Regions from separate parts of the Mus musculus genome. Here region 1 is linked to region 2. The links are chromatin loops, found by intact Hi-C in ENCODE. Cell type or tissue: heart. All regions are shown on one strand. Links, peaks and the distances in the headings refer to the core of each region. The heading gives the core; the rest is flanking DNA.

The links. Peaks named below come from ENCODE experiments on the same cell type or tissue, not always from the same donor. Only the 100,000 strongest peaks of a DNase experiment are listed, where the experiment ranks them.
Region 1: a loop joins it to region 2, with 1.9 times the contacts of the local background. A loop is called at or near these places in 2 of 42 quality-filtered maps.

Annotation. Positions count from the first base shown.
Region 1 is chr11:119,544,317-119,547,220 of GRCm38, reverse strand. Nptx1 (neuronal pentraxin 1) reads left to right here. Exons shown (of 5, transcript NM_008730.2): 1 at 1-75; 2 at 362-569; 3 at 2,385-2,629. Among named protein-coding and RNA genes, the nearest start is that of Nptx1, 2.1 kb to the left of the region's middle. In heart, for the core only: a CTCF peak has its summit at 1,231; a DNase peak (open chromatin) is centred at 660; H3K4me3 peaks cover 489 bases; H3K27me3 peaks cover 2,500 bases.
Region 2 is chr11:119,768,642-119,771,545 of GRCm38, reverse strand. All of the region lies in intron 6 of Rptor (regulatory associated protein of MTOR, complex 1), which reads right to left. Among named protein-coding and RNA genes, the nearest start is that of Rptoros, 64 kb to the left of the region's middle. In heart, for the core only: a CTCF peak has its summit at 1,668 (motif pointing right); no DNase peak of the experiment used is centred there.

The sequences.
Region 1 (2,904 bases), core at 177-2,676, 220 kb after region 2:
ACGCCGGCCGCGGAGACGCTCAGCCAACTCGGGCAAACTTTGCAATCTCTCAAAACCCGACTGGAGAACCTCGAGGTCCGCGTGAGCTGCGGTTTCCCCTCCGTGTTATGCGCCCTTCTGCCCTCGCCCACCCCATCCCGACCCGGTCCGGCACCCCCGTCCCCCCTTCCTTGCCTCTTCGGCGCGCTGATGCCTGACCGGCGCCTCTCGAACCCTGCGGGGCACCGAGGGCTGCCACTCGCTGGAGCTTCCCTCCAGGCCACCCCCGCAATCGCCCCAGGGACCGCGTCGCGGGCCTTCGCGCACGGTCCGGGCTGCACGCCTAACGGTGTGGTTTTCCCCTGCCCTTATGCCCCCGCAGCAGTACAGCCGCCTCAATTCTTCCAGCCAAACCAACAGCCTCAAGGATCTGCTGCAGAGCAAGATCGATGACCTGGAGCGGCAGGTGCTGTCTCGGGTGAACACTCTGGAGGAGGGGAAAGGGGGCCCCAAGAACGACACAGAGGAAAGGGCCAAGATCGAGAGCGCCTTGACCTCCCTACACCAACGGATCAGCGAGCTGGAGAAAGGTAAGGGCTCAGGGGAACGTGCTGCATGCTCTCCAGAGACAGCCTGCCTGGGTCCTGCTCCCTGCCCTGGCCTCTTGTCCCGGCCCCACTCTGTAATCCCTCCCCAGTTAGGGCTTCCTGCCCAGTTCCTAGGCTGGAGATACCTCTCCAGGGACGCAGCAGAGCTTAAGAAGGGATTGTACAGTACAGTCAGGACACTCGCAGGATTTTTTTTAAGTCTGATTTGTTTAATCTCCAGCAACTTTGCACAGTAGCTGTTTGTGGCCCAAGCCTTCCTTAGTAATGAAAGCCTTGCTTTCAGCTGGAATCTGTCACCAACAAAGATCTGGACACTAGCCTTCTGGGGCCATTGGGTATCTTTTCTGCCAATTGCCCAGTAGCCCTGGTGTCCTTTCAGGGTTTAGGGGTCCCTCTCTCTACCTTGAGCCCTCTCAATCGGTTTTTTTTTTTCCAGTGACCCATCTTGCATGCAGCTGCATTTGCCCTGGTCATGAACTCAGGCTGGTCCTTAGCACCTGCCTGGGTGTGCTGATGAGCTGTGCCCTGAAGTCAAAGAAATCAAACAAGGTTGTAAGAGGAGGAGGGGGCAGCCCCACTCAGAGCAGGGCCACGTGACCCTGCTCGGACTGCAAAATGTGCAGGATGGATTTAAACAGTGCCATCTTAAGGCGTGTTATGTAACTGAAAAACATCAAGGGAAAGAGGAACCTTAGAAGGGAGGGGTGGGAGATTCAGGACAGGAAAACACTCCAGAGAGATACTGGAACTGACCCCCCACCTCCCCAGACGACCGAGCCTGAATTAGCAGAGGTCTGCGCTAAGGGTCAGCTCTGCTCCGTTGCTCAGTTGCCTCGAGGGTGGTGTTGTTTCTGTCCTGTCCTGTCCTGTCCTGTTGCTTTCTAGAAGTCACTCTGAATTCGGGGACTAGGTTCCTGTCCGAATTCCTGGGATAGGGGTACAGCCATGAGCTGGCAAGGCAGGTGCATTCCTTGGCTCTAAAAGAGTAATGATGCACTGCTCAATGGGACCTGTTTCCCTGAGAATCAGTCACAGTGGGGGTGGGGGGGCAGGACCAGCCACAGGAAGTGTAGAGGTGGAGGTGAGCGTTAGACTTTCCCAGAGGATGCTGGTTAGCAGTCACGAGGTGACCAGGCCTGGAGCCTCAATTTCCAGGCAGCTCATCAGAGGCTCTGTGGTACCCTCAAAGCATCACCTTGGGGGCCCTGGTTCAAGGAAGGCTGCTGCCCTGCCTTTCAGTAGGTTCCAGGCAGCATCCCTGGGGGAGGCCTGCAACTCCCTCGGAAAGGTCCTTACAGCTGCACACAAAACTGCAGTGTATCCTGGCTTTACTGGAGGGGACAGGCTGTAGGGATGCTTGTCTCTGGTGGAGACTGAGAGAAAAGCCCAGTACAGTCAAGAGGTTCAGAGCACCATCATCTAAATCAGGTCGGCCCCCACGGGGGCAGCTCAGAGGGGAGCTAGCCTGGTTCCTTCTTCTGCAGCCACACCTTCTCAGTCCCTTGGCCAGTGTGCACTGAAGCAGGCCCCATTCTCTCCCCCATGCCTACTTTGCAGCTCACCAGCAGGCTCACAGCCTGTCCTGTGCGCTCCCCCTACCTTAGCCTCCCCAGGGATGGCACCATGTGGCAACAAGAGCTGGCAAGGCCCGGAGTGCAGAGACCTTGGGTCAGCTTTTCTTTGCCAGCTGGCCCTGGGCCCCATCTGCATCACGAGACATGATGGGGACCAGACACGACTTGTACCCCGAGCACTTGGTCAGGGTACAAGATGGCAGGACTCACTTGTCCTCCCTAGGTCAGAAAGACAATCGCCCCGGAGACAAGTTTCAGCTGACATTCCCACTGCGGACCAACTACATGTATGCCAAGGTGAAGAAGAGCCTGCCAGAGATGTATGCCTTCACCGTGTGCATGTGGCTCAAGTCCAGTGCGGCGCCTGGAGTGGGCACACCCTTCTCTTATGCTGTGCCTGGGCAGGCCAACGAACTGGTCCTCATCGAGTGGGGCAACAACCCCATGGAGATACTCATTAATGACAAGGTATTGCCCGTCACAGGGCAAAGCTCACCCAGGATCCTGGGTGTCCTCTGAGCTGCATGCCCACACCGCACCAGGGCTTGTGGGACTGCGGGTCTTCTAGAAACCTGGGGTGTGGGGTGCTCATTGGGGCTGTGGTTCTGAGAAAAATGTCTGCCCGGCGAGACTGGGGGAGGTGGAAGCTGTATCAGCTCGGAAATGGGGAGGGACATCTCCACCTGCCCTCATAATAAGAACAGGGAGAGCTGGAACATTCCAGAAAGAGGCCTTAGCCGGCG
Region 2 (2,904 bases), core at 119-2,618:
GCAACCAATTCCTGATGTTCTTGAAGTAGGCAGGGTCAGACTAGTTTCCAATTAAACTTAAATGCAGATTCAGTTGTGCAGCATGTGCGGTACACAGTCTTGTCCACCTCCAGCAGGCGGAGAGGCTGCCAGGGTTCCTCTGCTGTGTTCCTGGTCCGTGGCTTCAGCATCAGGTGTACTCCTCCACTAAGTGCCTGAGGCTTCTGGAAGAAGGTGAGCACACTGGTAGGGAAGGACAGACCTTTCTCACAGCGATTTACACACTGTAGGCCACAAAACTCTCAGATCATGCACAGCCCACAGTCTGCTTATCACAGTCTGCAGTGGGACTGTTTCTCCTTGAAGGTAAGGCTGGGGGTGCTGAAAATGACACGTTTGTATGTGTGATAAGTATGGAGCGGTCTCACTTCCCAGTTTCAGAACAGCAGAGGTCAGGAGCTCCACTCTCTGGCATGCTAGTCTCATGTGAGTGTGTCCAGAACAAGGAGAGGCGCTGTGCTCAGAGAAGCAGCACAAGGGCTTTGTCCCCCAGAAACACTGGATAGAATATTAAACCTGAAAATAAAGGGCTGGGTGATAATAGCAAGTGGCTGTCTTTAACCTGGAAGCACAATTCAAAACATGTATGGATTCTGCTTACGTGAATTATGTAGTGTGTGGGCACCAGGGGCAGCCTGAGGAGAGCTCTGCTGCACAATGGAAAAACAGACAGACAGACACCATGAGACAATAGCAGGGACTGAGCTCATTCCTTTCAGAGGTTCCTCCCTACCGCTCACTATTAGAATATCACACAGTAATGGAAGGAAAGGAAGGCTCTTCTGGAGCCTACCTGATGGTGTGTGTGTGCATGTGTGAGTGCGTGCCTGTGTTCGGGTGTGTGTGTGTATGTGTGCGCGCGCATGCTGCTGCCCTCTCTCACATAGCCCCATGGTTGCTGGCGGCACTCAGGTGCACAATGCAGAGGAAGGAGCCAGGCTCAGTGGGAAGAGAGCACCTTCTCTGTGATCTGCTGCAGTCTTAAGGAACCTGAGACGTAAACTAGGGGCCTTAAGCAGAAACAGAGGCCAGGAAAACAGGTGATGAGGAATAAGCCTGCGGGAGCAAAGGAACCTCTGAATGAACGTGTAAGGAGCTGATGGAGTCCGAGTGAATGTGTACTTTTGGTATGAGCATGTGTCAAGGACTGCTGTGAACTCAGCTATAAGTCAGGCTACAACACTGGGCATATTAAGCACCTGGTCCCCAGTCAATCACACAGTCATGTGCCCTGAGTTATGGCTGCTTTGACTGGTCCTGGTTACTAGCAAAGGTGCATGTGAAGCCATGTGGGAAGTCCCTTGTAAATTACAGTGTGTTGCACTATTAATACATACTGGCCGACACAGACCTCACAGCCCCCTTCCACAGTACTTCCAGGGCAGCTGCACTGCCTCTACTGCTGGGAAGAGAGCACCATCCTTACAGGGCTGCAGAGAAACTGACTCACCCAAGGGGAAAAATGGACCAGAGACCACTCAGACTCCCAGAGCCAGACCAACATCGGTTCCTTCTAACAGACCACCATCAGTGTCCCTTCACAGGAGAGGTGGACAAGCAAGGAAGGATACACAGCAAGGCAGCATCGTGCAGGGAAGGCTACCTTCCCTGGCCACCAGGGGCAGCCTGAGGAGAGCTCGGCTGCACAATGGAATTCTAAAGGCACAAGTTCCTACCACACAGCAGAACCCAGTTGTCAGAGGCCACAGCACTAAGTGTTCGGTTCCAACTCTGGCCAGTAGTAGTTAGTGGTCTGATCAGTCCTCAGTGTATAGAGGCCCCATTGGCTTACCTTGGAGGGAGGCATAGGCATAAATCAAAATAAAGGGAGGTGCTTTCCAACAAGCTTCCAGGCTAACAACAGGCATGGAAGTAAGAAAGCAAAAGCGACCCATGAAAGGCCTGCCTCTCCATGCACTCACAGAATATACTGCTCCCCACAAGCACACATACTAAAGCCTGGTGCTAGAGATGCAGAAGTCAGACCGGACTGCAGCACCTCTTACCTAAAGTGCCTCCAGCAGTCCCCCTGAGGGGTGCTGGTGACAAACTGTGGTGAAGCTGCAACAGCAGGAGCCATGAATAGGGCCCAGTTTCAGCCAGGTAACCTCATCCCCATACAGCTCAAAATGCCACAGTCTCTGACAGTAGAGATCTGTGACAGATCCTCTGTGCCTGATAACACCATGCTAGAGGGTTCTGCTACTAGGAATGGCGTGTTACCAAGTGCAAAGATGAAATTATTACAGCAGAGTAATGATGATGACCAGTCCTGAAAGTCCAGAGAGTCCTGGGTTCAAATCCCAGCTTTGCCACTGTCCAATTGGAGGACACAGTGGCTAACTTCTCATATCCAGCTGGGTTTTTTTGTTGTTGTTGTTGTTGTTGACTTTTTTGTTTTTTGTTTGTTTTTTCCAGACAGGGTTTCTCTGTGTAGCCCTGGCTGTCCTGGAACTCACTCTGTAGACTAGGCTGGCCTTGAACTCAGAAATCCGCCTGCCTCTGCCTCCCAAGTGCTGAGATTAAAAGTGTGCGCCACCACCGCCTGGCTATATCCAGCTGTTTTAACCCATAAAATGAAGATAACAGATATTTAAAACCAGAATTATATCGATTAAACAAAAGGCCTTAATTTGGTATATAAGGGAAACCCAACACAATTAATTTCTCTCCTGCACTCACTCCTCATCAGTGAAGAGACAGCTAGAAATGAGATGGTGAGTCTTTGGCTGACATTCCGGCCTGGGGGCAATGACGCAGGAGAAGGAAGTGATGCTGAGAGGACTCAGGTGGGAGCTGCATGTCCACCATTGGAGGAGAGCCAAGAGCCCATAGAAGGGTCAGGGCAGGAAGGATGGCTCCAGA